2 separate regions of the Homo sapiens genome follow, and region 2 is linked to region 1. Evidence: chromatin contacts called from ENCODE Hi-C data. All regions are on one chromosome and are shown on one strand. The core of a region is the stretch at or near the end of the contact, and the rest is flanking DNA. Distances in the headings are between cores, read along the strand shown.

Evidence for each region. A loop is a pair of places that touch in the nucleus more often than their neighbours do. Pooled maps may share reads with other maps.
Region 2: a loop to region 1 is called in a map of transverse colon, with 11 times the contacts of the local background. The contact joins two enhancer-like sites. A Hi-C loop is called at or near these places in 2 of 168 maps with a recorded cell type or tissue (sigmoid colon and transverse colon) and 6 of 50 pooled maps.

Annotation. Positions count from the first base shown.
Region 1 is chr9:80,796,660-80,800,902 of GRCh38, reverse strand. No RefSeq gene overlaps it. Among named protein-coding and RNA genes, the nearest start is that of TLE1, 890 kb to the left of the region's middle. RefSeq lists enhancers at 2,184-2,695, 1,846-3,118. Within about 2 kb of position 2,887, at least 9 of the 41 ENCODE cell types and tissues checked have a DNase peak (open chromatin) inside an H3K27ac peak, as active enhancers do; they include transverse colon, where a contact is called at or near this core.
Region 2 is chr9:81,611,825-81,616,325 of GRCh38, reverse strand. TLE1 (TLE family member 1, transcriptional corepressor) reads left to right here. Exons shown (of 20, transcript NM_005077.5): 11 at 192-344; 12 at 2,805-2,949; 13 at 4,367-4,501. Among named protein-coding and RNA genes, the nearest start is that of TLE1, 75 kb to the left of the region's middle. Within about 2 kb of position 2,690, at least 17 of the 41 ENCODE cell types and tissues checked have a DNase peak (open chromatin) inside an H3K27ac peak, as active enhancers do; they include transverse colon, where a contact is called at or near this core.

The DNA of each region.
Region 1 (4,243 bases), core at 1,638-4,137:
AGAACAGTGGAGGACAAGGCAGGAAAAGCCCACAGCCTCAATATACAGAAGTAGGACAGGACATTATGGAGAATTCAAAATAACAAGCCAAGCAGGCCACCCAGTTGAGTCATCAATCTGAGTTGGATGGTCTGAGAAAGTAAGCCCAGGCAGGAGAGAGGTTATAGGGGCAGAACTGTGAAGAGTAAAAGTATCCAGAAGAAGGATGGTACCAGGAACCAGGAAAAATTCTCCAAAGCCTTATGAACAAAGCCACGGTCATTTTTATGGCAATGCAGAAGATGCTATGAGAGGGCCCATCTGACTTAGCCATATATTTGGCTTGCAACTTTGACTTTGCTACATGAAAAGAATGTTTTAGTTAAAATTTGATCTATGTGTCAATTCTATATTTTAAATAAACATATTAAATAAATTGACCTTGCATTTTTTACATGTAGTATCTTTCTTACTTGGATAATGTAAGTTCAGCTCCCTGAATACGAACAATTCTAGGTATACCCTTAGAAGTAGGGTTTTAAATAACAAAGCCAAGGGACAGAGTGTTAGTAGAGATCACACTGCAGGAGGTTCTCCCTGTTGCGACTACTCTTCCAAGATGTCATTTTCCATCAGCCAGGGGTAAAATTACAAAAAAAAAAAAAAAAAAATCCTCCAAATCACAATGACTTTAAGCAAAACAAAGATGCATTTCTTTCTTTCAATCACAGTCTAATTTTGTATCATTGGGAAAGATGACTCTGCTTCACTCTGTTACTCAGGGATCTAGGTTCACTTCCTCTAATGGCTATCTTCTAGAAACTTGGGTTATTTGCTGGATTTTCGGCATCGGATAAAAGAAGAGGAGGGTTATGCAGAAAGTATATGAATGTCAGGTCTTGACATGGAATACATTATTTCCACTCATATTCCATTGGCTAGAACTCAGTTGCATGGTCCCTGCAAGGGTGGTTGGGAAATGCAGTCTAGTGTGTCTAGGAGGCAAAGGCACCAGATAATGGTAAACACATATCTTATGATTGCTATATCTCTTTATCTGCTTATCTCTCTACAGCCTCTTCTCCACCAGTAGGAAAGTTGTAAAAAAGAAGATCTACAACAAAAGATACTCCAAATTATGCTTATGTTTTAATAAATATAATTTCTAAAAAAATTGATGAACAAAAATCTGGACAGTGGTCACAAAGTCAGTTTCAAATGGTTTTGAGCATATCTGTGAACACACCATATGTTCCAAAAACAATTAGTCATTGTTCAATATGAATAGACAGAATTGTAGCCAATAAATTTAAAATAAATTCTTGAATATACTTAGCATTAGAAGATTTGATATTATTTGAAAGCTCTGGTTACAGTTCTTTATGGCTGTTTATTTGTCACGAGAAGCATTAAGTTTTCGCCTAAATCCATATTTCAATAGAGTATTTATGCACTTGGTTCAAGAAAGAACTTGCCAGTGGCCTTCTGAGAGACAGCCTTGGCACTAGCAACTTTGAATAATACATCAGGGAAAAAGCTTTCAAACAAATTCTTTAGGTTAAAAGTAAGCTGTAGCCATAACTAATATGCGATGACTTTTACTTTATATCAGAGGGAAGAAATAGCCTCTTATTTAGTTAATTCTAGAACTACACTCTCTAGGACAATGACAATTAGCCACATGTAAGTATTTAATTAAAATTATATAAAATTAAAAATGTAGGTAGTTACTCTGGCCACATGTCAAGTGCTCAGTAGCCTTAAGTAGCTCGTGGCTATCATATTGAAGACAGAAGACATAGGGCATTTCCATCAACGTTGCTCCTGGGTAGCAGTGATCTAGAAGTTTGCTGACCCATAGCCATGCGAGAGGGAGAAACAGAGACAAAGAACTCTGGATCAGGATGTCTGTTACTTATTCCTTTTTTTCTTTGTGCACAAATATGAATGTGTTCGGTACATTTTAAAAAATCAAGCTTAAACAACTGGGTGTTTGCTTTGATGCCTAAGGAAGGGCAGCTAGCTCATTGGGGACTTTTATTTATTGCTTTTGTGCTAGCAAACAGACTACTAAAACAATTGAAAAGAAAGCCATTCTGTTTGGTGTGAATGGGCATAATAAATTAAATACAATGCAATTTAACCTATGATACTTAAGTAACAAAATATATCTGTATACATTTTAAAATATGAAAGCCAAATAGGCTACTAAAGTTTCTTTCTCTCTCTCTCCTCTCCTTTCCATACACTCTCCCACATCCTTCTATTTTTTTCTGGTTCCTGGAACATTCTGTTTTTTTTACAAGCTAACAAGTTTGATGTGGCTCTGTGTCTTATTCCCTTCCAGGCTTGCAGCTGTTTTGGCAACAGAAGAAAAAATCCCCATAACAAATCAAATAAAAGCCCTTTATGTGAAGAGGAATTGAAAACAGCAGGCCTCAAAGAGGACTGCACATGAGATGCCTTGTTCTGGCTTTCAACACAACTCAAATCAGAAACACATTACCATAATCTGAAACAGCCCACTGCTAACACAAGACAGATGGTGGGTAATAACCCATGCATCATTAATAAATAAATTCCAGCATTAAAGGCTTTACAAAGTATGACAACATTATCTGGGCACAATTACTGCCCCTCTCCCACCCCCAACATCATTTCAGTGTGTTATGGGATATGCTAGGTTTATTTTTTTTTTTTTTTCCCCTCCAACTCCATGGATCTGAAGGAAGTTTAAATACGACACAAGTTTTAACCAGATGAAACCTATCTCAGTGTACAAGACAGGTCTGAAACTCCATAAGGGAAAAATAAAATAGCTGCCAAAGTTTAATAGCTCACATGTTCTGGTGTTGGATCAGCCCACAGCAATTTATTGCACTGCCCTCCATGCGCTGGCCTCACCCTTTCTGGTACGCCTCTGTGCCTGTATTGCAGTATACACTCCAAGCAAGAATCTTGGCATCACATTTGCCACAAAGCTGAAAGATATATGAGTAACTTCTCAGCTTTCCTTTTGCAAACGATACCATCTGTCTCTTTTCCCCCAGCTCCCCCCACCAAGGGGGGAAGAAAAAACAGCCTCTGATTAAATTGAAAAAAGGAGAGAGAGAGAGCATTTTAACTCCATAAATGTTGGAAATTTAAAAAAATTATTTTGTTTTGTTTTAATTTGTTTGTTCAATGGGATAATGTTATTCCAACAGAATGTGAGGAGTATAAGAATGCAGCAATGTGACACAGAACTGTGCAGACCTCTTTGGGTGATGTTGTCTGGAATTCCCCAGGGTAGCAGCGTTCCTGCAAAGCCTAAGTGCCTACTTCCTATGCGTGCCATCCTAAGCCAAAAGTCAAGCATGGTCCTGGCCATCAGTTCTGGAAAAATACAGGCCTTAGGAGAGCAAATATTATATTAGATTCATCCTATATAAATTACATATTCCTCCTCAAAAGTGGGTAATATAAGCATTTTTGTCAAACAGACCAGCATCATGTTTTTAATGAAAGAGATAAACTATTTTACATTAACTCACTTGACAGGTGAAGAGCTAGGAACAGAGAAAATAATACATGCTAACCAGGCTAATCCAAGATTACTAGAAGGCCAAGGGAAAGTATCTCCGTGGCATCATCCATTGACCCAAGTGGTCAGTCATGTGGATGTGATTTATAGTCCGTGAGTACAGAGTTGCTTCTCCTGATCCAGGCCCTGTGGGGGTGGGGGAAAAGAAAGAAATCCCTCTCTGGAACAGCTGTCCCTTTTCTTTCAGCACACAGAGAATTTTCCTTCCACTTAGACTCATGTGAAGGCTGATCAGCAAGACTTTTCTAATTAGCATCTAAACCCTTTGCCTCTATGTCCTCTTCTTTCCCAAACTTAAATCAATATTTTTTATGTGTACATATGTATCTACTTTCTCTTAATTCACTGTGTGTTTATCTTATTTCCTCCATTAAACTGTGAGATTCCTGAGGGTAAATACTATGTCTAATCTATGCCCTAAATTCCCCTTAGCACCCAGTACAGAACACCACACTCAGGCTAAATGAAATGACAACTCAGAGACAGACGCCAAGGCCCCTGGCAGCGCAGACTCGGATGGAGTCTATGAGTTCCAGGTGAGTCTGTTCCAAGGCAGTTTTTCTTTGAGCTCTCTCCAACTTTCTCTGGGAACAGCTGCTGAGGGACGGTCAGAAGAAGGTGAGTTAAGCTTTAATTGGTTCCTGAGGTACGCAATTTCCTCTATGATCTTAACGTGATGAA
Region 2 (4,501 bases), core at 1,441-3,940, 820 kb before region 1:
TTTTATGGCATGTTTGCAGGTATGTTTGCCGACACCATATTGCTCATTTATAACATGGTGTTGGTCACCTTGTACAACCCCAACCCGAAGGACTTTCAGCTCTGTCCTTAAATTTAGAGAATGAGTGTGGAAAGGGAAAAGTCTGTCTGTTACAAGCTAAATCACGAAAACTTTTGATTATGCTTGTTGAGGACCCTTCTTCTCCGCGAGCAAGCCCTGCCCACTCGCCCCGGGAAAATGGAATCGACAAAAATCGCCTGCTAAAGAAGGATGCTTCTAGCAGTCCAGCTTCCACGGCCTCCTCGGCAAGTTCCACTTCTTTGAAATCCAAAGAAATGAGCTTGGTAGGTAAAGAAAACTGACACTTGCCTGTTTGGCAGTGTATTTTTCATTGTGGACTGGAGGACTCTGAAGTATTGGAAATGTGGGGGTTTTGCTGCTTGAGGGTTGTATTTTTAAGAGTTTAATAGTGAAACTCATCCTTCTGTTCTTTGTCACCATTCAGGGTTTACTTTTTCCCCTCAGTCATCTCTTTTCGGCCATGATTAGAGGGTGTACACGCATCTGTGTTCATTGCCTTCTTCTTCTTCTTCTTCTTTTTTTTTTTTTTTTTGAGACGGAGTCTCACTCCATCATCCAGGCTAGAGTGCAGTGGTGCAGTCTCAGCTCACTGCAGCCTCTGCCTCCTGGGTTCAAGCGATTCTCCTGCCTCTGCCCCCTGAGTAGCTGGGATTACAGGCGCGCGCGACCATGCCCAGCTAATTTTTTTTTTTTTTTTTTTGTATTTTTAGTAGAGATGGGGTTTTGCCATGTTTGTCAGGCTGGTCTTGAACTCCTGACCTCTTTGATCCACCCGCCTCAGCCTCCCAAAGTGTTGGGATTACAAGCCCAGCCTCATTGCCGTCTTACTTGGGGGATATGTTCTTGCCACACAGCTCTCTGAAACTTCCCAGTTGACAAATGGTTCAAACTTCTGAGATTCTTTTTTTTTTTTTCTGAGACGGAGTCTCACTCTGTTGCCCAGGCTGGAGTGCAGTGGCGTGATCTCGGCACACTGCAACCTCCACCTCCCAGGTTCAAACAATTCTCCTGCCTCAGCCTCCCCAGTAGCTGGGATTACAGGCACTCACCACCACGCCTGGTACCACCATACATTAGAGAGGGTGTACACGCATCCATGTTCATTGCCTTCTTCTTCTTCTTCTTTTTTTTTTTTTTTTTTTTTTTTTTTTTTTTTTTTTTTTGAGATGGAGTCTCACTCTGTCACCCAGGCTGGAGTGCAGTGGTGCAATCTTGGCTTATTACAGGGTTTCATGTTGGCCATGCTGGTCTTGAACTCCTGACCTCAGGCAATCTGCCTGCCTTGGCCTCCCAAAGTGCTGGGATTACAGGTGTGAGCCACCGCACCTGGCCTCAAACTTCCGAGATTCTTAAGTCTTCATTTTCTTAGGCTGGTCATTTACCTGGTAGACTGATCCTTAATATCGGGGCATGTCATAGAGCATGCCCCGATATTATGGAGCTCGTCAGATCAGTGATGCACAAAGGAGGCCCCAGGGGAAGCCAGGAACTGGTGCATCAGAACCCACTCATGTGGTCACTCATTCAATCAAACTTTGTAGACTGCATCATCTTTTAACAATAACATTTCATAACAACCCTTCAGTTAATCCTTACCTGGTCCCGGTAGGCATTATCCCATTTTACCGGTTGGGAGGGATGAATAACTTAACAAGGCTACACAGCCGTGGCTCATGATCCAAGGTCAGAAAGAGCTCTCTTTAGCCCGTGCTCTTTGCCACGCTGTAGTGGTTCTTGGACTGTGTTGTAAAGCACATGAAAGGTTGAAAGGCCAGAGAAGGTGCCCTGTAACCCTGTTACTGTCTGGTCTCCGAAAGGCCCCTTGCTGGTGTTCAGTCTCTGATCTGCACTGGTGGGTCCACTTTGGTTATGTAGGCAAGTGGGCAGTGACTCTTAACTCCAAAGTGTTGTTCTTTTTAGGCATATTGGTAAGGTTAGCCCTGGGGCTTTTGTCTCTGAGATACTGGCCCCACTCTCTCTCACCATTTGTCTCAATCCCAGGGCTACCTAAAAAGGAGACTTGAAAAGGGGTCTTCTGGCCTGGCGCGGTGGCTCAGGCCTGTAATCCCAGCACTTTGGGAGGCCAAGGCGGGTGGATCACGAGGTCAGGAGATCGAGACCATCCTGGCTAACATGGTGAAACCCCGTCTCCACTAAAAATACAAAAAAATTAGCTGGGCATGGTGGCGGGCACCTGTAGTCCCAGCTACTCAGGAGGCAGAGGCAGGAGAATGGCGTGAACCCGGGAGGCGGAGCTTGTAGTAGGCCGAGATTGCGCCACTGCACTCCAGCTTGGGTGACAGAGTGAGACTCCATCTCAAAAAAAAAAAAAAAAAAAGAAAAGAAAAGGGGTCTTCCTTGGACTTGGCGGCCAGGACATGTGTTTCTGAGTGCCTGGGAAATATTCTCTGGGTGGTCATCTTTCTAACTTGGCGTAGACCCAAAGTCCACAAGGCTGATGGAAAATACTTTTAAAATAAAATCTGCGGAGGAAGAAGTGTGATCATGTTCTGTGTCTCTAGCTCGAGTTTTAATTCTGGCAGGAAGAGGAAAGGTCAACATTTCTCGCTCACAAGTTAATGCTGTCAACATTGTGTGGATTTATGAAAATTGGCTGAGGGAGTAGCTAGAAGGTGCCCAGTGTCCCAGCTGCTGTTGTGATAAATTGTGTAATATGGCTTGGATTAAAAATAATACTCATTTAATTTGTTTAATGACACCAGCATGAAAAAGCCAGCACGCCTGTTCTGAAATCCAGCACACCAACGCCTCGGAGCGACATGCCAACGCCGGGCACCAGCGCCACTCCAGGCCTCCGTCCAGGTCTCGGCAAGCCTCCAGCCATAGACCCCCTCGTTAACCAAGCGGGTACAGCATCGCCTCTTGTTGTGCTTTGTTTGGTTTCTCCCATTCCCAGCTTGATTTGTTGTCTGTTAATGTTGTGACGCAATTGCCCTACAAATATGAAATGTACGTAGGGCCACCCTCCTTCCTATCTCTGAAAAAGCCATGATAAGAAACAGATGTTTGTCCTGGGGTTTCAGCAGCTGCACTCTGTTCAGTCTCCAACTGTTTACATTCAGCTTTTCTTTTTTTCTTGAGACGAAGTCTCGCTCTTGTCCCCCCAGGCTGGAATGCAATGGCGTGATCTCAGCTCACTGCAACCTCTGCCTCCTGGGCTTTGAGACGAAAGTCTTGCTCTTGTCCCCCCCAGGCTGGAATGCAATGGCGGGATCTCAGCTCACTGCAACCTCTGCCTCCTGGGTTCAAGCGATTCTCTTGCCTGAGCCTCCTAAAGAGCTGGGATTACAGGCGCCTGCCACCACGCCTGGCTAATTTTTGTATTTTTAGTAGAGACGGGGTTTCACCATGTTGGCCAGGCTGGTCTCAAACTCCTGACCTCAGGTGATCTGCCCATCTCGGCCTCCCAAAGTGCTGGGATTACAGGCGTGAGCTACCTTGCCCAGCCTTCTTTTAGTTTTAAATAATTCAAATCCTAGGGACTTCAGTAAAGTTTCTGATAATTATTTTGAACACAAGCCTCCCCACCTAACTAGCATTGTGCGTCTGACTTTGCTAATACTGGCTGAAACAGCGGTTTGGCTGGCCCAACCGTGCTCCTTGCAGACTATAGTTTGCTGGTTTTCTGCTAGGGGAGGCTTCAGGAATCAGTGGTCTCTCCTGCAGTAGAAATTAGGAGGGTTTCTCTGCGACTCCAGCCCTTAAAAAACTCATAATTTGCAACCTGATATTCCCCAGTGGGAAAGGAAAAAAGCAACAACCTGGGCCCAAAGGAAAATAGGCAACAGAATATTCCTCCTAAACCCGTGCTTTGGTTTACGTAAATCCAGGATTGGATTTTCATTTGGAATTGGTACCAGGGAATGGAAAGTTCGGACTGAAAGAGAAATCTTGGATTTTATCGAGAAAATCTTCTTTTGAGATTAAGTCAGGTAAACACTTGGTGCCTGTGCCTTGGTTTGCCCTCTGTAAATTGGGTAGGGAATACTCTTAATTCCCCTGGCTTCCTGGTGCTGCCATTTACACAAATGAGAAAATGTGTGGGTTGTGCTTCCCCTGGAGTCTTTTCTTTCCTGGAGATGCATTCGCTCTGGGGAAGGAGGGATCCAGTGTATAAATTGGAGGTGATTTTCCCCCTCCCCTAGAAGCCTTACCTCTTTCTCTCTCCCCATGAGTGACACTAACAAATGATGAGGCCAGACTTGCTGGTCAGGTTTGATGGAGTGGGTCAGTTGAATGATGTGCGGCTTGTGTTTCCTTTCAGCAGCTGGCTTGAGGACACCCCTGGCAGTGCCCGGCCCATATCCTGCTCCTTTTGGGATGGTCCCCCACGCTGGCATGAACGGCGAGCTGACCAGCCCAGGCGCTGCCTACGCCAGTTTACACAACATGTCGCCCC